Linked DNA regions of Homo sapiens: region 1 is linked to region 2. The links are chromatin loops, found by intact Hi-C in ENCODE. Cell type or tissue: natural killer cell. All regions are shown on one strand. Each heading gives the region's core, and the rest is flanking DNA. Links, peaks and the distances in the headings are about the cores only.

Region 1 (17,620 bases), core at 5,171-10,170, 130 kb after region 2:
CGGGGTTTCTCTATGTTGGTCAGGCTGGTCTCAAACTCCTGACCTCAGGTGATCCGTCCACCTCGGCCTCCCAAAGTGTTGGGATTACAGGCGTGAGCCAGCACGCCCAGCCAATATTGAATAGTTAATAACAATCTGAACATGAGGTTTGCTGTAAAAGCTGAACAAACCAAATTATACAAAGTTTGGCAATAGTAATGAAAATAGAAATCTGAAATTATTGCCAGTTTATTATTGCAAGATGAACTGAGTCTCCCCAAAGGCATGCTTTTCTTAGTCTTAGTTTGGGCTTTGAACTTGCTGAGAAGGAATTTAAATTTTGTAGAAAGGATAAGAATTTTACCCAGAAAAACTGGAAAGAATTCTGTACAGTAAGTATGAGGAACGACTGAGGAGTCTGAAAAGACTGAGAGGGTAGGCTGTTTTGGGGAGAGAAGGTCAGGAAGAGGTAGGATGTGGCCAGTTAAAGAAGAACAAGAAAATCTGAGAAAGAACAAAGATACTTAAAGGCAATTTATAGGAAGTAAATCTTGCTGGATCAAACTACTCCTTTTATACCCCCAAAAAACCCTTTAGGAATAATCTCTATTATTTATCACCAAAAATATAATTTTATAATTATCTTTGTAATTATATAACTATAATTATTTTTAAAATGTTTTGCTTGTTTTCTTGTTTGTAAGAAGTCTGGAAGAGAACTTCAAGGACAGAGAATGGTAGTCTAAGGATCAAAACCAATCTGTCCCCCTGCCCCGACCAAATAATTACACCATAAGTATTCTATCTCTTACTGAAAAACAACATATTTCTCCAAGTTAACCAACCAGTCAGTTTATTGGTTAACTCAAGGTCATAATGAAGTCAAGGCTCTGGGTCTGGACCCCTTTGATCCATTAACTGTTCTAAACTGAGTTCACAGGCTATATTCCCAATGTTTGGTAAGCTGCCTTTCAAAAGAAGTAGTTCGTTAGTCAGATAAGGGTAGTTGAGAGAGTATGAATGAATCAATGAGAAATGATCACTCCTACTATTGGTAGTAGATTCACTAATTTTGAATCTAAGGCCATATTATTAATACTTTGTGGGAAAAGGTCAAAGAATCTTCAACAGTTTGGAAAATTATTCTTTTTCAGTTTCATGTAAGCTTTCACAAGAAGGTTCACCATTTAATTTTAAGTCTAAAACAAACCCAAGTGAATACTTTCCAAGAATAAAGGTTACATTCATAAAAGAATTACTACTTATGACACAATTATATCATTTTAATGATGCCTAAATAGAAGCAATTAAACAACTAACAAGGTGAAAGAAACTATGAAACGTCCTGTTAATTGTTGACTATAGCAGAAGAGTTTTAAAAATCACACATTTTGTTTAAATTCCTCTCACGTAAAAATCCAACAAAGCAATAATGGTAACATAAGTAGTAAGTAACATCAAATTTTTAATCATAAGTGAAAAGACAGTATAAATTGTCTCCTCTTTCCTATTTAACCATCTGGAACATATTACAAACTCTCTGAAAGCAAGAAAAATCTGCAAGTATAATTACACTTTGGGACTATTAGCATGACATGCCTCAATAAATACTTCTAATAGGATCTGCTGATAGAATAACTGGCACTAAAATGGATGGATTTTCATTATTTGCCTATTTGTTCTTACTGGCTAAATGCTCAAAAAAAAAACCAATGAACTGTTTATTGAATACAGGAGGGGGGAACATACACCCAGCAAGGGCAAGGTATGGCAGTTTGTAGAGGTAGAACAGAAGGAATGAGCACAGATTTGTGAAGGCCTGAGTTCAAATCATATTTTCTCTCCCACCCTTCCTTCCTTCACCTCTCCTCACCCCAAATCTGCATAACTATCCATGCTCTGGTTAAAAGTCACTTGGTTAAGGTTAGGTGAATATATTAAATTAAATCTTGAGTTGGCTGAATTCCATTGGCTGAAGGTCTTCAGACCAGATGGTAAACTAGTTACAAGGAATAACATTCACAATTTCCTCTGTTCTTGATGGTTTTTGAGATTTAATATATAGCCACTTAAATGGAACAGTGAAGCAAGTGAAGAACTGCATCAGTAAGGATTTTCAGGAAGGGAGCTTGGCAGCTGAGCAGCAAAGTCAAGAGGCTGCCGTGTCTTATCCAGATATAATGAGTAGTTGAACTAAGCAGCAATAGTTGGAGTGAAGAAGACATTATTAAACTAATTCAACAAGTGTTGGGAGTGAAAAAGGGAGGCCAAATTGTCTGCATGTGTGAATTACAAAAGTAATTCATTTTTACTACACAACTTTGGAAAATACAGGTAAATAAAAATAAAATTAAAATCACCCATAGCTGTACTATCTAGAATTAAAGTGAATATCTGCATATGCATTCTTTCTATAAATATCTCTATATAGTTTTATTTTAATAATTATGGAATTATAATGAATATATTGCTTAAGAGCATCTTTTTTCACTAAGTTTACATATGTTCCTTCTCATGTCATTAAATATTCCACAGAGATTTTACTGTCTGTAAAATATTTCTGCGTGTGTGCGTGTGTGTGTATATCACAGTTTTTAAGAAATGCAGTGATTATGACTTCAGATTGGCTCCAATTTTTTGTTTTTTGGTATTAAATAAAATACAGGTACTGTGATGAGGCATCTTCTGGCTAAAACTTTGTTTATATTCTCTGAATAAGCTCCTATGAACACCAAGGTTCCTGGCATGAGGGACTCATTAATGCCATTTAGCCAAGCCTGAGTTTATGGGAGATAACAGATGTCTGAGGGAGAGGCTGATTAACTCAGTTACGTACACATTAATCATGAGGTGGCAACAGGACACCCAAGAAGATATGTTCAGATGACTTTCAAAGAAGTGGAATATAAAGGATTCTGGAATCACTAACACATTAATGATAGTGGAGTGTATGAGATGACCAACAGAACGTGTGCAGAAAGAGAAGAGAATGGATTACTATGGAAGCACTGCAATATTTCAAGAGGGACACTGTTACAGCTGGAAGAACAAGTAAAAAAGAGAGAAAATGGATAGAGGTAAAAGGAAAACCAGCAGAAGTTGAGGTGGAGAGATCATAACGTTCAGTTTCGAGAAGGATTTTTGTACCTGCCAAAACAATCACAACAAACTCTTAGAAAAAAGTGCCCAAAGGTAATGAAGAGTCTGCTAAAATTTAAACCCCAATTAGGCATGAATACTCTTCTCTCAAAGGGCCCTGAAATTCAACATACCCCAACAACACCACAGTCATTGGAGCAACATGCTTTTATGTTCAACATTTCTACCATCCTCCCCAACTTCATACCATAAAGATGCAAACAAGTATTTGATGGTAAGTTTGTAGGACAGTATTATAAAGTCTCTTTTTGAGGGGTGGTGTCTAAAACTGTATCTCTCCATCCAAGGTTTTGGCTACTCCTAGTATACTAAGATTTGTCATCACAGTAAACATGTCTATGTTCACAATTTCGACCTCATTTTATAAACTTTCCAAAGTATCGCTTTCAGAATCAATTTTTTACAGACTGGATTTCATTTTTCCCTTCCTCTTTCTAGCCTCTGCTAAATCCTCAGGGATTAAGAGCTTAAGTCCCCTAACAACTGTTTTCCAATGTTTCCAAATACCCACACTAACTGCTCTACTTTCCTCAGTTCTAGTCAGGGACTGCTCATGTCCTGAGCAGGACTACAGTACATATAAAAAACTACAGTACTTCTAGGTAGGTGTCATACAGATATGCAAGTAGGAGATCAAAAGTGTACTCTTATATCAAGTCACACTCATCAGGTTACCAAAACATGCAGAACTGCTGCCTCTGTTTTGGGGGTATTTTTAAAGACCAACTTCATTTATTTTCCTATAATCCCCGATATCATTTTATCCATTACAACATCATCTTCCTTCCCCTAGACTCACATTCCTCCCCTTCCAAGAAATTCTTTATTCATTCCCTTTCACTTTTCCCAGTTTTGCCAAAAGAAATGGTATTTCTCTTGCATTTTTAATATGCTATTTTATTGGGAACATTGGAGAAAGATGGAAAGAAATCTCAACTATCAAATCCATACAAGAGCAACAAACGGTATCAAATTAAAACTATGTACTATGGTAACTATGTAACAAATTATTTTTCATCATCTGTGAAAAAGGATGGTAGGAAAAGGGAAATGTGCAAATAGCAGACACAACTCATGATGAAATTCACCCCACATACAAATCATCATTTCCATCCTCTGAAGGTTACTATTCCTTTGTTTCTCTTCTCTCTTCCTCTAATGTATAACCTAATGTGACAATGCTACCAAGTAACAAGCATGTAGACTCCAAAAAGTGCTATTTGATAGAAAATTCAGTATTACATATAAAGAGTGCCATTTTTATTTTACTTTGAAAAATTGTCTGCTTTAGTAAAAACTGAACCTAAAAGTAGGCTCTTAATATTCTAACACTGTCCTTATAAAAGTTTCCTAAGATCCCTGATCTTTTCATAAATGTTGGATGAATGGAACACCTTTGTAGTAATGACAAATTTCAGCCAGCCTTTACTTTTCCTCCTATCTGGACTTACTACTCTAATCCCTCACATTCTCATCCTCTTCCCTCTAGAAAGCCATTCCTCATCTGCAATGGTTTGGCTGAGTAACCCTCCTATGTGTCCTAGCATCTAACAAAAAAAGTAACTGTGTATGTATCTATCTGATTATATAGATAAGTTAACTGCAAGCTTCTTGAAAGCAGTGAGACTATGTCTCACTCACCGTTTTATCTCCAGAGCCTAGGACAATGCTTGGCACTTGTTAGATTCTCAACATTGACAGTCAGCATTGGCCCCCACCAGCACCATCGACCAGTACCCATCAGCTATTCCATCAACAACGTCCTAGACTAAGGCTTACTACAATCTCCTGCAGAGAAGCCAACATAACTTCTTAGAGGATTCCTTAAGTTCTGATACTAACCATCTACTGTGTGCCAAGCAATATATTACAGGTTCTATTTTATGTTATTTCTTCAAAAACCCCATGAAGTAAAAATAGTTATCCTCCTTTACCAACAAAATAATAAGAGGTCTGTGATAATTTACTTTCTCATAGCTACTAGTAACAAGCAGTTGAGCAGAGATTCATGCCTAAGTCTATCTGACTGTAAACTGAGGCCATTTCTACTGTGTTATTCTGCTTCCTCAATACCTACACAAAATCAACATAAATACATAATTTATCCAAATATATTTTTCTTGCTATATTCTGTAATGTCACAAACCCTTTGGGAATCAATAAAATTAACTCTGTGAATCACCTGGAAGACTGTAAAGATGGTAGGTTAAGATTACATGCTCTGGAATCAGAATGACTACTTGGATTCAAATAACAATTCTGCTACCCACTAGCTATATAAACTTGAATAATTCAATTTCTCTGTGCTTTGATTTGCTAATCTCTAAAATGGGAATACAAGTGGTAGCTATAGGATTCTTGTGAATAATAAATGACAAGATATGTGAAGGACTTAGAATGGAGCCTAGCATATAACAATATTAATACTAACAGCTAGAATTAGTGCATGCTTACAATATATGTTACCTTATTTTCAATAAACACTAGCTGTTATTATTTAATTATCTAAGTTTACATGAAGAAATAACTTTTTCTATGTCAGTGGTTCTCAGACTTGCAGTGCATCAGAATTATCTAGGAGGCTTTTAAACATACCCACAGGCCCTGCACCCTAGAGATTCTGACATGTAGGTGTGGTTGGGCTTTAGAAACTATTCTTTTGAAAATTTTCCAAGAGGATTCCCACTGCCTGAGATATGAGAATATGCTGGGCTAGAGATCTTAAAACATTTCTATTTTAAACGTCTGATATAAAGAATGAAAATGGGCTAGGTGCAATGACTCATACCTGTAATCCCAGCACTTTGCAAGGCCGAGGCAGGCAGATCACTTGAGCCCAGGAGTTCAAGAGTAGCCTGAACAACATGACAAAACCCTGTCTCTCCAAACAAAACAAAACAAAAACAAAAAAGTAGCCAGGTGTGGTGGTGTATACCTATAGTCCCAGCTACACAGGAGGTTGAGGTGGGAGGATCCCCTGACCCCAGGTGGTTGAGGCTGCATGCAGTCAGCTGTGATCACACCACTGTACTCCAGCCTGGATAACAGAATGAAACCCCATAGCAAAAAAAAAAAAAAAAAAAAAAAAAAAAAAAAGAATGGAAATGAATCGATACAATAGGCAGAAAAGCAAGTAATAAAGCTTCCAGATACTCCTGGGGCATATATGAATCCTAGTAACCTAGGGTTGGAAAGGATTGAGAAAAAAGTTTAGGCCTCTGAAAGTCAGGTAAGACACTATCAGACAAAGACAGGGCCCAAGAAGGACAATAACACCAGGAAAAGGGTAAATTCAAACATTAAAAACACCTTCAAAGGCAAACATCAAAGAAAACCTCTTGGCCTTAGCAAAGACATCATGAGGATTTGGTGCCTGAATCATCTATGCTATGTGAATACTCCTAAAACTCAAAAGTCGGGGTGCAGCAGGACCTTCTCTGCTTCACACCCAGGCAGATCTCCAGGTAACTGGAGCACCCATTCACCGGGATCAGCAGGCTAAGCCAGCCCACTCTCCCCATGCCAAGACCATGGTAAAGCAGGGCACTCTCTGCCCCATTCCCGGGCATAGCTTCAGGCAGTCAGAGGACCCATTTGCATGGATTGCTAGCCTGAGACACCCCATCCTTCCTGTGTAGAGATTGTGGTACAGCAGGGCCCTCTGTACGCAGCACCCAGGCAGATCTCCAGGTACCTGGAGTACCCACTCTCCTGGATTAAGAGTTCAGGCCTCCACCCCTGCCTGTGTAGAGAACTTGGGGCCAAGGAGGTTTGCCAGCTCCATGCCTAGGACCACCTCTGGGTGCTTGGTGGCTGCCCATTGGCTTCTCCCTCAGTGTTAGTGATTGTGCCTGCCATCAGGGGACTGTAGGTGGCCTGGCCCCACTCATCTTGCTTCCCACTCCCCTGGGGCTGAGCAAGTAGCTCAGACCACTGTGCACTCCACGTATCAGCCCAATGCCTGAGGCAACAGAGAGCTTCTTCCTGTAAACAAGTATCAAGTGTATACCTAGTCACACTGGCTACAGCTGGCTAAGTGATCTTACCCGTAAGCGCCATCTACTGGCTTGTAGGTTGAACCCTACAGCCCAATATAAAATCTGCCCAAAGAAGTACATAGGCTATAGAAGCAAAGCCAAAAGATGCTACCCAGCATTCTCTACAATCATATCCCCTAGGGAGTTGGGGAATGGAAAGGGAAAGAAAAAAAAAATATTACAGGGACAGGAACAAAAAAAGAAAAAAATCCTACCTGCATGAAAATAATTACAAAAATCAAAAGTGCCAGTGTCTCCAGATGAGAAGGAACCAGTGCAAGAATTCTGGCCAAACGAAAAATCTGATCGTAGTGACACCACTCAATAATCACACTAGCTCTCCAGCAATGGCCCCTAACCAAAATGGAAACTCAGATATGACAGATAAAGAATTCAAAGCATGAATTACAAGGAAGCTCACTGGGATCCAAAAAAAGGTTGAAAATCAACACAAAGAAACTTCTAAATCATTCTAAGAAATGAAGGAAGCGGTAAATACTTTAAAAAGAAGTCAATCAGAACTTCTGGAATTGAAAACTCACTTAAGGAATTTCAAAATATTAGGGAAAGCTTTATCAATAGACTGGACCAAGCAGAAGAAAGAATTTCAGAGCTTGAAGACTGCCCTTTTGAACTGATCTAGTCAGACAAAAATAAAGAAAAAAGAATTCAAAAAAAAGGAACAAAGTCTTTAAGAAATATGGGATTATGTAAAGCAACCAAATTTACTAATTGCTGGCATTCCTGAGATGGAGAAAAAGCAAACAACCTGGAAAACACATTTGAGGGAATAATTCAAGAAAATTTCCCGAATCTTGCAAGAGAGGTAGACATTCAGATACAAGAAATTCAGAGAACACCTGTGAGATACTACACAAAACAAACATCAATAAGAAATATAATCACAAAACGATTCAAGGTCAAAGCTAATGAAAAAGTCTTAAAGGTAGTCAGAGAAAAAGGTCAGAGGAAATCCCATCAGGCTAGCAGTGGACTTCTCAGCAGAAACTGTATAAGATTGGGGGCCTATTTTCAGCATTCTTAAAGTAATTCCAACCAAGAATTTAATATCCTGCCAAACTAAGCTTCATAAGCAAAGAAGAAATAAAATCTTTTCCAGACAAGCAAGTGCTAGAGAATTCGTTACCACTAGACCAGCCTTAAAAGAGATCTTTAAGGGAATTCTAAACGTGGAAATGAAAGAAAAATAACCTTCTACCACAAAAACACAATTAAGCACACAGCTCACAGACCCTATAAAGCAACCACACAATAGAAACTACAGTGACTAGCTAACAACTTCACAATAGGATCAAAACCTCACATATCAATATTAACTGTGAATGTAAACGGTTTAAATGCCCCACTTAAAAGGCACAGAGATGAATTGGATTAAAAAAAAAAGACTCATCTATCTGTTGCCTTCAAGAGACCCATCCCGCACATAACAATACCCACGGGCTCAAAGTAAAGGGTTGGAGAAAGATCTATCATGTAAATGAAAAATAAAAAGGAGCAGGGGTTGCAAGTCTTACATCATATAAAACAGACTTTAAAATAACAGTAAAAAAAGAACAAAGAAGGACATTACATTACAATAAAGGGTTCAATTCAACAAAAAGACTTAACTATCCTAAATATAAACCCACTGGAGCACCAACTTCATAAAACAAAAAAGGGAATGCTTATACATTTTTAGTGGGAATGTAAATTACTTCACCCACTATGGGAAACGGTATGGAGGTTTCTCAAATAACTTACAACAGAACTACCATTTGGCCCAGCAAACTCAATACTAGGTACATATCCAAAAGAATATAAATTGTTATGCCAAAAAGACACATGTACTCTTACGTTCACTGCAGCACTCTTTACAATAGCAAAAACATGAAGTCAACCTAGATGCCCAACAGTAGATCAGACAAATTAAATGTGGTACACGTATACCACGAAATATTATGCAGCTGTAAAAGAAAATAAAATCATGCCACTTGCGACAACGTGGATGTAGGCCATTATTCTAAGCAAATTAACAAGGGAACAGAAAACCAAATACTGCATGTTCTCATTTATGAGTGGGAACTAAACACTGGGCACTCATGGACATAAAGATGGCAACAATAGACACTGGGACTAACAGAGCAGGGAGGGAGAGATGGGAGCAAGGGTTAAAAAATTAACTGTTGGGTACTATGCTCACTACCTGGGTGACAGGGTCATTCACACCCCAAACCTCAGCATCACACAATATACCCATGTAACAAACCTGTACATGTACTCCCTGAATCTAAAATAAAAGTTAAAAAATTTTTTAAAAGGGGAGAATTTCAAGTTAAAACCTATGTTCATAGACCCCTAACTCCAAGCACATAGTAGAAGGAAATAAAAAATCTTCCCTGGAGGAATGCACTGTGAACTCAAGTCTAAAGAGTTCCACAGTTACACAGGGTTCCAGTTAAAAAAAAGAAGTTCATGATTCAAAAAAAAAAAACCACAATAAATACAAGTAAATAAGGCACTATTAGAAAGAGCCAGAGAAAACAAACAACAAAATTTGTTGTAAAATTTCAGATATTAGAATTATCAAATATAGAATATTAAATATGTTTAATATATTAAGAGAAAAAGATGGAACAAATAAAAATACTAGTAAAGCTCGAGAGAATATAAAAAATGAATGGGCAAATCTGAAAAATAACCAAACAGAACTACTAGAATTGAAAAACATCACAAGTAAAATCATAATGGAAGAAGTAAATAAACAGAGTCAGTGAACTGTTACACAGAAATGACAAAACAATTCAGAATGCAGCGTAAAGGCTGGGCGCTGTGGCTCACACCTATAATCCCAGCACTTTGGGAGGCCAAGGTGGGCAGATTACGAGGTCAGAAGATCAAGACCATCCTGGCTAACACGGTAAAACCCTGTCTCTACTAAAAAAAAGAAAAAAAGAAAAAATACAAAAAATTAGCTGGGCGTGGTGGCAAGTGCCTGTAGTCCTAGCTATTCGGGAGGCTGAGGCAGGAGAATCGCTTGAACCGGAAGATGGAGGTTGCAGTGAGCAGAGATCACGCCACTGCACTCCAGCCTGAGCGACAGAGACTCTGTCTCAAAAAAAAAAAAAAAAAAAAAAGAATGCAGCCTATAGTCACAAAGAAATGCAAAATATGAAAGAAAGGTTAAAAGACATGGTAGAGAAAATGGAACAATTACTACCAGAAAGACTACATTCCCTGATCACAATGCAATGAAATCAAAGCCAATAAGAAAAAGACATAAAATTGTCATACATTTCAAAACTTAAAACCGTATCACTAAATAACATATGACTCAAGGAAAAAATTATAAATATTTTTAAACCCAAGAATGAAAAAATAATGAAAACGCTACATTTCAAAATCATAAAATGTAGTAAAAGCAATACTCAGAGAATGTATTCCCATCAATGCTTTCATTAGAAAAGAATGACTGAAAACTGAGCTAAATGTCTAAGAAGTTACCAGAAAGAATTTCCTCACCAAGAAAAAAAAAAGGCACAAATATAAAAGCACAAATTGATGAAACAGAAATCAAATGCACAATAAAGAGAATAATTAAACCAAAAGTTGGTCCTTTTTTATTTTTTAAGAGATGAGGTCTCGCTATGTTACCCAGGCTGGAGGTGCAGTGGCTATTCACAAGCATGATCATAGCACACTGCAGCCTTTTAACTCCTGGGCTCCAACAATCCTCCTAGTCTCAGCCTCCAGAGTTGCTGGGATGGCCCTGCTCCACCACACCCAGCCTGGTTCTTTGAAATGACTTTTAAAAATCCTGCCAATGAGATCAAGAAAGAAAATAATACAAGGTAATTATAAATGAAAGGGAGAACTTAACAACTGACAAAGCAAAGATCAATGTTTTTGTTGAAAACATTTAAGTAATAGATTTGAAAACAAATGTAACCAGTAAATTCAATTAAAAAGATACATAACCCACTAAAACTAACCTAGGACACAGTGATATAAACATATGGTTAAATAAATATTTTAAATGGAGAACAAGAAACAAATCTTTCTTACAGAAGAATTCCAAATAATTTATGTAGCTACTCCTCCCTCTGGGAGGTGAAACTTAATTCCCATGTCCTCACCCCTTGAAGGTGATTTAGTAACTTGCTTTCAAACAACAATTAAGTAAGGAAAAGAAAAAATAATGACTTTACAGTGAGTAACATGGCAATCACTATTTTACCAAGTGATGGAGGTTAATTTAACACCATCAGTGATGTCATGGATATTATGTGCCCCCTAAAATGATGTGATGAGAAGGGCCTTTCCTCTCTATGGTAGTCTTCCCACAACCTCACAAGAAAAACATCAGACAAACCCCAACAGAGAGAATATCTGGCCAGTACTCCTCAAGACTGTCAAGGTCACAAAAATAAGGAAAACCAGAAAGTGTCATAGACCAGAGGAGACTGGGAAGACATGACAATTAAATACAATGTGATACTGTGGGAACCCTGGACAGAAAGAGGATATAGGATATAAATGAAAAAAAAAAAAAAAAAACACAACAACAACAAGAAAAAAACAAAACAAAAAAACCTGTTGAAATCTAAATAAGGTGTCAAGTTCAGTGAGCCAGTGTCAGTCTCTTAGTTTTGACAAATGTACCATGGTAATGCAAATGTTAATAATGGGAGAACTGGCCAGGCATGGTGGCTCATGCCTATAATCCCAGTACTTTGGGAGGACGAGGTGGACAGATCACAAGGTCAAGAGATAGAGGCCATGCTGGCTAACAGGGTGAAACCCCATCTCTACTAAAAATACAAAAAATTAGCACGTGCTTGTAGTCCCAGCTACTTAGGAGGCTGAGGCAGGAGAATTGCTTGAACCCAGGAGGCGGAGATTGCAGTGAGCAGAGATCGCACCACTGCACTCCAGCCTGGGAGACAGAGCAAGACTGTCTCAAAATAATAATAATAATAATAATAATAATAATAATAATAATAATAATAATAATAGGGGAACTGGGTGAGGAGTATATGGGAATTCAATATACTATTCTTACAACTCTTCTGTAAATCTAAAATTATTGCTAAAAAAGTTTTTTGAAAGATGACACAAAAAGACATGAAAAGACTAAATAATCCTATAGTCATGAAGGAAACTAAATCAACAGTTTAAAATCTTCTCTAAAACTATGAGTTAGTTTTGCTTAAAAGTACAAGATTTGGTGACTAAGCGATAAACCTACTTAGAATCAACTCCAAACAGGCTTTGTTTTGTGTTCTTGGTATAAGATTGTCCAGCCTTAAAAGTGTATTGTATGGTATTACAGTAAATAAGAAAATACAGGTAGGCAAAAAGAAAAACGAATTCAACCATAATAATTTTTTAAAATCTCACAAAGAAAGTTGAGTTTTACCAAACTCAAAGAACAATTTCAGTCTTATGTAAACTCTTCAAGAAAGAGAAAATATTCATTCCCCAACTCGTTTTATGAAGCCAGTATAACCTTAATACCAAAACCAAATAGTGTAAGAAACTAAAGTAGGTGAATCTCACTTTTTTTTTTTTTAGACAAGAGTCTCGCTCTGTCATCCAGGCTGGAGTGCAGTAGCACTATTTTGGCTCACTGCAATCTCCACCCCCTGGGTTCACGCCATTCTCCTGTCTCAGCCTCCGGAGTAGCTGGGACTACAGGCACCCGCCACTACACCCGGCTAAATTTTTTGTATTTTTAGTAGAGATGGGGTTTCCCCGTGTTAGCCAGGATGGTCTTGATCTCCTGACCTCATGATCCGCCCGCCTTGGCCTCCCAAAGTGCTGGGATGACAGGTGTGAGCCACCGTGCGCCCAGCCAATCTCACTCTTGATCATAGATGCAAAACCGCCCAGCCAATCTCACTCTTGATCATAGATGCAAAACAGTACATAAAACACAAGTATCCCTCATAATTAAAAACTCAACACAGAAAATGACTATAGCAAATTTTATTAAAGATATAGCTGATATCCTGTTATTCCAACTTATCTTAATAAAATATAAATATCAAATAGACTCAAAAAAAAAAAAAACACAGTACCCCTCACTGTTCACATTCTAACTATTCACTCTCCAAAATTCAGGGTTTCCCAAATTATGCTATACAACATCTGTCTGACACCAAATAATTTCAAAATTAAATAGTACCACTTTCCTTTCAATGATGTGTTATCCTTATAAATCTGAGTTTATGGTAGTTGCTGTGAAAAAGAGCATCCCCAAGTGAAAATCAACATGGAACAAGAAGTGAGGGTGGCAATGGCAATGCCTTATCTGATTCCAAGGTTTGAGAAGTTATGCATTGCTCTGAGGTGCACACATATCCCATTAGCAAGGGACTGTGGTTATTTACAATTAAAATAAAAATATATCGAATTTATGCATATGATTTTTTCAAATAACTAATAAGTTATAAGGACATAAATACTAACTTGTTTGAAACTAAATAAACGTAGCTGTTAGGTATTTCTTTGACTTGAGGACACCATGAACTGGAAAGTTTGGGAGTATCTGAAATACTCATATAACATGGTATTTCTCACTATCCAAACTAAGACTGAAAATATGGAGACAGCAAAAAATACTTCAAACTGAAGAAAGTGATGAACAAAAGATTAATATATCTCATGACCAAGCTGAGTTTATGCTAGAAATATAAGTGCAGTTTAACATTATGAAGGTATAAGGCCAAGCATGGTGACTCATGCCTGTAATCCCAACACTTTGGGAGGCTGAGGCGGGTGGATGACCTGAGGTCAGGAGTTCGAGACCAGCCTGGCCAACATGGTGAAACTCTGTCCCTACTAAAAATACAAAAATTAGCTGGGCATGGTGGCAGGCGCCTGTAATCCCAGCTACCTGGGAGGCTGAGACAGGAGAATCTCTCAAACCCAAGAGGTGGAGGTTGCAGTGAGCTGAGATTGCACCACTGCACTCCAGCCTTGGCAACGGAGTGAGACTCTGTCACCAAAATAATAATAATAACAATAATGATAAAAATAAAAAAATAAAAATTATGAAGGTATAAATATCATTCACAAGATTAAGGAAACAAAAGAGAAATCCCAAATGTTCATCTCAATCATTACTGGTAAAACATCAGATTAAATTCAGCATTCCCGATAAATTTTTTTAAAAAAAATCTTAAAGAGAACCTCCTTGCTTCATAAAGGTAATCTAGAGAACACAGAATGTACTGTAGATATCTGTGAAATATAAGAAGCACGCTCTTTAAAATTAGAAATAACACTCATTAATCCCCACTTCTATACAACGCTGTACAAGTCTAGCCAGCACAGTAACAGGTAGGAAAAGGTACAGGAATTGGTATGAAAGAAACAAAACTTGGCCAAAAGATGGGAGAAGAGAAACTGAATGATGATGCATGGCAGATTTTTGTGGGCCAGGCCTAAAAGTGGCATAGATTACTTCTACTCACATTCTACTGACTAGAATTCATTTACATGGCCATTCCTGATGCAACAGAGGTGGAAAATTCAACCTAACTCTGTGCCCAGGAAGAAGAGGAAATTTTCAGTGTATATCTAGCCACCCTCTGCCACAAACCAAAATGGAAAATAATTTGGCATTATCTGAAATTGAATATGCACAAACCCCATAACTCAGCAATTCTACTTCTAGGAAGGGATACTTTTGCACATGCATACCACAAAATAAGAATACTCATAGCTCAATTGTTCATAGTAGAAAAAAACAATGTATCAATCAACAATAGAACAAACTGTCACATACCCTTAACTGAATAGTATAAACCCAGGAAAATAAATGTTCTACAGAGCAACATAAATAAATCTTAAAAATTTTTAAAAACTTAAGAGGTAGATAGTAGAATACATACAATATACAGGCATACCTCCTTTTATTGCACTTTGACTTATTGTGCTTTGCAGATATTGTGTTTTTTACAAATTGAAGGTTTGTGGCAACCCTGATCCAAGCAAGTCTGTCGGTGCCATTTTTCCAAAAGCATGTGTTCACTTTGTGCCTCTGTGTCACATTTTGGAAAACCTCACAATATCTCAAACTTTTTCATTATTATTATCTCTCTTATGGTGATCTGTAATCAGTGATCTTTGATTTTATTACTGTAATTGTTTTGGGGCACCATGAACATGTAAGCCCACATAAGGCAGCGAACTTAATCAACAAATGTGTATGTTCTAACTGTTCCACCAAACCAGCCATCTCCCTATTACCTGAGACACGATAATACTAAAATTAGGTCAATTAATAACCCTACAATAGCCTTTAACTGTTCAAGTGAAAGAGTCACATGTCTCTCACTTTAAATCAAAAGCTAGAAATGATTAAGCTTAGAGAAAAAGGCATGTCAAAAGCCAAGACCGGCTGGAACTAGGCCTCTTACACCAGTCAGCCAAGTTGTGAGTGCAAAAGAAAAGTTCTTGAAGGAAATTTAAAGTGCTACTCCAGCGAACACACAAATGATAAGATAGCAAAACAGCCTCCTTGTTGCTCATATGGGTAAAGTTTGAGTGGTCTGGATAGATCAAACCAGCTACAGCATTTCCTTATGCCAAAAACTAATCCAGAACAAGACCCCCAACTATCTTCAATTCTATGAAGACAGCGAGATGAAGAAGCTGCAGAAGTTTGAAGCTAACAGAGATTGGTTCATGATGGTTAAAGAAGCTGTCTCCATAACATAAAAGTGCAAGGTGAAGCAGCAAGTGCTGATGGACATACTGCAGCAAGTTATCCAGAAGATCTAACTATGATGAAAGTGGCCACACTAAACAGCAGATTTCAATGTAGATGAAACAGCCTTCTATTGGAAGAAGATGCCATTCAGGACTTTCATAGTTAGAGAGGAGACACCAACACCCAGCTTCAAAGCTTCAGAGGACAGGCTAACTCAACTCTTATTAGGGGCTAATGCAGCTGGTGACTTGAAGGTAAAGACAGTGCACAGTGACTATTCCAAAAATCCTATGGCCAATAAGAATTACGTTTAATTTACCTGGCCTGTGTGCTATAACAACAAATCCTAGATGACAGCACATCTGTTTACAGCATAGTTTAATGAATATTTTAAGCCCAATGTTAAGACCTACTGCTCAGAAAAAAAGATTCCTTTCAAAATATTACTGCTCATTCACAATGCACCTGGCCACCCAAGAACTCTGATGGAGATGTACAAGGAGATTAATGTGTTTTCCTGCCTGCTAGCATAACATCCACTCTGCAGCCCATGGATCAATGAGTAATTTTAACTATCAAATCTTATTATTTAAGAAATATATTATATAAGGCTATAACTGCCATAAATAGTAATTCCTCTGATGGATCTGGGCAAAGTAACTAAAAACCTTCTAGAAAGGCTTCATCATACTGGATGCCATTAAGAACATTCGTGATTCATGGGAGATCAAATATCAACATTAACAGGAGCCTGGAATAGATTGGTTCCAACCATCATGGATGACTTTTATGAGTTCAAGACCAGTAGAAGTAACCGCAGATATGGTAAAAACAGCAAGAGAACCAGAATTCGAAATGGAGCCTGAAAAGTGACTAAATTGCTGCAATCTCATGATAAAACATTAATGGATAAGGAGATGCTTCTTATGAATAAGCAAAGAAAGTGGTTTTTAAAGATGTTACCTACTTCTGGTGAAGATACTGTGTGAACATTGGTGAAATGACAACAAAGGATTTAGAATATTACATAAACTTGGTAAAGCAGTGGCTGAGTTTGAGATTAACTCCAATTTTGAAAGAAGATATACTGTGGGTAAAAAATGTTATCAAATAGCATCACGTTACAGAGAAATCTTTTGTGAAAGGAAGAGTCAATCAATGCAGCAAACTTCACTGTCTTATTTGAAGAAATTGCCACAAGCATTCCAATCTTCAGCAACCACCATCCTGATTAGTCAGCAACCATCAACATTGAGGTAAGACCCTCTACCAGCAAAAAGATTATGACTCACTGAAAGTTCACATAATCGTTAGCAATTTTCAGCAATAAAGTATGTTTTAATTAAGGTATATATATTTTTTTAGACACAATGCTATTGCACACTTGATAGACTACGGTATAGCATAAACGTAACTTTTATAAGCACTGGGGAAGCAAAAAATTTGTGTGATTCACTTTATAGCAATATTTGCTTTATTGTGGTAGTCTGGAACTGAACCCACAATATCTTGTAGGTACGTCTTATCTTTTTTAAAAAGTTTGATAAAATAAGTGGATCAATAGATAATTTAGGAATAGATACATACGCAGTAAAACCTTTTTAAAAATCAAGAGCATAACAGTCAAAATTCAGCATAGTGTTCACACACTGGGGAACAGTGCAGGAAGAGGAATAAGTTGAGACAGGCTTACACAGGGAGTTTCCACAGTATTGGTAAAATTCCATTT
Region 2 (5,000 bases), core at 1-5,000:
GGGTTCCTGGATTTGTACCATAGTTTGGTGGATAGGGGAATTGCTGTGGAGCACCCTGAGGAAGACGGGGGTTCCCCATTTGAACTGGTAGTCCAGATGAGGGAGGGAGGTTGTTCCCAAAGCTTTGCTGCCTCATAAGCATGGCTCTTTGCTGCTGTATTAGCTGCCTCTGTCGGTGCTGTTGACTGTACAGTTCCCGCTGACGTTGTGCCAACATTTGAGCATTCAGGGGTGGCTGAAAAGCAGGAAAAAACTCACTTACTAAAATTATTATAATCACTATCTATCCTGGAAAGTTCATTGGATTAAGGCCTACTTGCTTGGGGCAATAAAGTACATAGCAATTATCACTGTACAAGGGAAACTAAAACAGAAAAGGAACAAAAACCTCTTAAGTAACAATCACAGGAGAAAAAATGAATTAAGTATATTTTACAGATTAAAAGTAGTCAAGAAATGCTAAACAATATCTGACCATTATAAATGAGAACGCAAATTCTCAATGAAAAGTCACACAGAACTGAAAAATTCAAAGAAAGTATGTATTGATTAGTATTATAATATTGGCCATGAACATTGTTAAGAGAAACATGAAGACCATAAGGAAGTGAAAGAAAATGTGCTTGATGACTTCTGTCCTATCCTTCATTAGATCATTAGAAGACTTTTTCAATTCCAAAAAATTTACTGTGTTTCTGGTAAAGAGAAACTTAGTTTTTCCACTTTTCTCACTGAGAACATTATCCCAGTTTATTTAAATGAATAACATGTGATTATAGGTGATTTTAATTTTCATTATACTTTTCTATATTTACCAAATTATTACGATGAACATGTACTACCTTTACAATTAGAAAAAACCTACAAATACCATTAAAAAAGGAAGATTCTGAAATCTAGGATCCAATGCCTAAGAAATTATCACTTAAAAAGAAAATAAGTAGAAATAAAATAGTAAAAAGAAATAAATGGAAACAGCTATTTTGTATTATTATTGGAGTTTCAGATTATTCCAGGCATTAGTGTAAGTGGTTTCAGTTATAATATTATGGATGAGGAAAGAAGTGGTCAAATTAGCTTAAAATCATTTTTTCAATGTAACATGGCATATCAATAAAGCCTTCTTCAGAAAATGTCAATTCAGATTGAGAATCTGGTTAAAGCATACAGCTCTTGCCAACTACATATAGTCTAATCTAGAAGAAACTATGAAATAAGACTTTCTGATAGGAATTATCTTTATGTGAATCCAAAAGTGGGGTCTTGTTTCCTTACAACCTAATTACTCCTGAATTAGCTAGCACTAAGATTTATAATTTGTAAGACAGAGAAACTGAAATCTGGATCCATGAAGATGTCAATATCTGCTGCTTACCAACAACTTCAGTCAATACAGTCATGTGATGCATAAAGACATTTCAGCAATAAGACATTTTAGTAATAAGACATTTCAGTTGCACACAATGGACCAAATTCGGTGGTCCCATAAGATTATAATACTACAGTATTTTACTGTACCTCTTCCACGTTTAGGTATGTTTTGATATACAAATACCATAACAATTGTCTACAGTATTCAGTAGAGTAACATGCAGTACAGGTTTATAGCCTAGGAGCAATAGGCTATACACATAGCCAGGATGCTAAGTAGGCTATACCATGTAGGTTTGTGTAAATACACTCTATGACCTTTGCACAATTATGAAGTTGCCTAATAACACATTTTTCAGAACATATCCCTGTCTTTAAGTCATGCATGGCTGTATTTATCTCTTTAATAATACAGGTGCTGGCTTTATTTGCTCCTAATCCATCTAGTTCCATATTGTGGAGAGGAAAAGAGTATTGTTTAAATCCTCTCTAAAATTCCTTATCTCCAAGATTTTTACATCAACTTTGTTATGAAATAAAAGTAAGTAGTTGAAACAAAAAATTTTTAGGTATGTATGGGGTAAAGTAGAGAGTGAGTACTAGGTAACATTTAGAAGTCCACCTAGTTCTTTTTATGTTTAAAGTTCTAATGGCTCTGGGTTTATTAAAAAAAAAAAGGGATTTAAAAAATAAATACAAGCTAGAAAATGCTGATGTTCAAATTGAACATAGTACACAAGATAGTTAAGACAGCTTAGCAATGTGACTGGGTTTTGATCAGGTTTCGGGTACCGTTCACACAGTTTCGTATCAGAGGCTTCCTGTTACTGGTGCTATTCGCTACAGAAATAAGAGTTTTTTCTACTTAGTCATCTGGTATCCAATAACAATGACAATAATAACAATAAAACAAAACAAAGCACCATTTGCTTTAGATCAAATATCAGTAAGAGGTATCAAAAGTAGATTATTAATTCATTCTCAAAGAAAACTACACTACAAACATCATTAAAAGATCAGCTCACAGACCATTTCAAAGACACTCAAGTCAACACTTTAAGAAACACTATGTGGGTTAAAGAAGTACTAATGACGTCTGGTTTTCTCACATTACCTGAGGTGTAATTTGCTGTTGCATGCCTGATCTCATATTGATGCCAACAGGAGCAGTTGCTGCAAACTGGTTTAAGATAGCTTGCCGATTTTGGTGTATCAACTAGAGAAAAATGGAAACAATAAGATATATTTCTACACACAAGCATAACACGGGCCTTATAAAGTAACACAAACTTTCTATTGATTACTAAAAAGTTTTAGTGTTGCAGGTTTGGTTAGATTATTTCCTATGTTTATTTTCCAAAAGGCTAGTAGTTCCCAATGTTTATAAAACACTTATTGCCTCCAAAACACTATGGCAAAGTATTTAAAAGTAGGATACAAACACACTGCACTCCAGCCTGGGTGACAGAGCGAGACTGTCTCAAAAACAAACAAACAAACAAAACAACAAAAAAACATGTTAATAGTTATTTTAGATAAGTGCTGCAATGGGGAAGAAGAAGTACCAGCCCTAGGTCTTAAAATATTATAAATGTAAAAGCAGGTATACAGTAAGGGCACATTTTACAAAGGTCTGGAAGATGAAGGGAAAGTTGAGCAAGCTGGATGGTATTCTCACTTGGAGGTACTATGTCTGGTGGATACATATTTGGGGAAAATCCAGTATGATTTCATTAGCTAGACAGTATTATGTAAGAAACAAATGGTCTGAAAAAATGGATTATTTATTTAACTAGAAAAAGTAATTACTTTAGACCAGCATTTCCCAAATTGGTATGCTAAAGAACAATGCTAAAGAACATTGTTCTGCAGGATATTAATAGATGTGCTGGGAAAACAGCATGCTGTGCTGTATTAAGTACTGGAAATGATGGGTTACACAAGGTAAAACAGATTTATTTACTGCAGAAATTTTATAAGCCTTTAATTGGCCAAAAGCACATTGTGGATCGCCAAGAAGGGATATACTATGCAATTTATTTATCATGAACCTTTTTTTCTAACATCTAACCATTAATATCTATCTCTCAGAACAATTTTCTGTGAATACTGGTTTGGAAGATCAGTCTAGACCAGGATTAGGGTTCCAGGTCATAGGCATGCCAGGCATGCCTTAACAGTATCTGGTAACAAAAGAAGTATTCTTGGAAATGAGATTTTCTTGAAAACAATGTATAGCTTAAAACATTTCTTCTTCAATAATTTCATATGAATAAACTATTCCGGAAGATAACAGTAACAATAATATTAATACTATTTTATGTTTATATACTTTGTAAAACACAAATTATATATACTTATATATCATAAATATATTTCAATATATTATACATAAACTAGAAAGCCTACGAAAGTTTTATAAGAATCCAAAGAGCTATGAACAGTGATTAAATCTCTTGTCATCAAATAGCTCAACTCTTAATTCTAACTTCAGTCATTTTCTCACTCCCATTAGATCAGAAAACAAACCAATTTTGGGGAAAAGCTCATTATAATATAAATGTTAAAATGACAAATCTAAGGCATTGTGGAATAAGTTAAAACTTTTTGAAGTTCTGAGTCACTTCAAAAAGAAAGATACCAACTTTATAGTTTTAAAAGTCAAAAAGACTCTTAAATACCAAAACTGATATACTTCTTAAACTTGAAAGACCAGGAACATAAATTTAGATAAACCAAGTTAATTTTATAAAGATTTACTTAAAAACTCAGTACATTCAAGATACTGTATAAAGTTTGGAGGTTACAAAGGTGAGCAAATTCCTGTCCTTCTAGGAGTTCCGTTCCCTATTGAGTGGCAGAAGCCAACGCACAACAGTAAAATGCACAGGTGCTTTGTCTGCATAGACGGACACATCTACGGCAGCACAGAGGGAGCAACTCATTCAGTCTAGGGATGAAGACAGGGACCAAGAAGCATGAGTGAGCTCAGCTTGCATTCATCTTGAAGGATGAGAATGCAAGGTGGCAAGGAGGAGGGCAGAGTTAACTTGAGGCAGAGGGAACAGCAAGTAAAAAAACAGGAGAGGAGGCAATGAGGCCAGGTAAAAATACATTCCAAACATATAGCTTTATATATTCTTTGAATTGTGAGATAATGTACAAATGAAATGGGTAGGGATGGAGGAAAGATGCCTGACAAGTAGTAATAGGCTCTTTTTTAGAAGTAGAAGGAATTATTCTAAATAGCATAAATCTACAAGTACTTTCTGTTATAGGAAACCTGGTCTATTTCTGCCCTTGAATTAACCCTTGTTCATTTTTTCCTCCCCTTGACTATCTGTGTGTGCAACCTGACTAGTGCTGTGTACACCTGTCTTATTTTGACCTGCCTCTTCTCTCCAATTATTAAAATGCTTTGTTTTTCAACAAGTAGGTCAAGTTCCACTTCTTCCAACATAGCCTTCCCAAAAGGATCGCTACATTCCTCAGCTCCTTGGAAATCTTAACTTTCAGAGAGGTGGGGAGTGGGAGGAGATTAGTTGTTAGTCCTTAGACACAAACACAGGTTAAAAGGCTTGTTGTAGAAGAAAAGGAAATGTGGGGCTTGTGGCCAGCGGAAGAGGGCA

The links. A loop is a pair of places that touch in the nucleus more often than their neighbours do. Peaks named below come from ENCODE experiments on the same cell type or tissue, not always from the same donor. Only the 100,000 strongest peaks of a DNase experiment are listed, where the experiment ranks them.
Region 1: it touches region 2 in a loop (2.4-fold over the local background); 2 of 110 quality-filtered maps call a loop at or near these places.

The regions. Positions count from the first base shown.
Region 1 is chr2:24,602,814-24,620,433 of GRCh38, reverse strand. The region is part of intron 3 of NCOA1 (nuclear receptor coactivator 1); the gene reads right to left. Among named protein-coding and RNA genes, the nearest start is that of NCOA1, 120 kb to the right of the region's middle. RefSeq lists an enhancer at 7,039-7,088. In natural killer cell, for the core only: CTCF peaks have their summits at 7,006 and 7,206 (motif pointing left); a DNase peak (open chromatin) is centred at 7,173; H3K27ac peaks cover 588 bases.
Region 2 is chr2:24,737,019-24,742,018 of GRCh38, reverse strand. It overlaps NCOA1 (nuclear receptor coactivator 1), which reads right to left. Exons shown (of 23, transcript NM_003743.5): 18 at 2,486-2,587; 19 at 1-235. Among named protein-coding and RNA genes, the nearest start is that of PTRHD1, 54 kb to the left of the region's middle. In natural killer cell, for the core only: no CTCF peak of the experiment used is centred there; DNase peaks (open chromatin) are centred at 2,168 and 2,488; H3K27ac peaks cover 2,743 bases.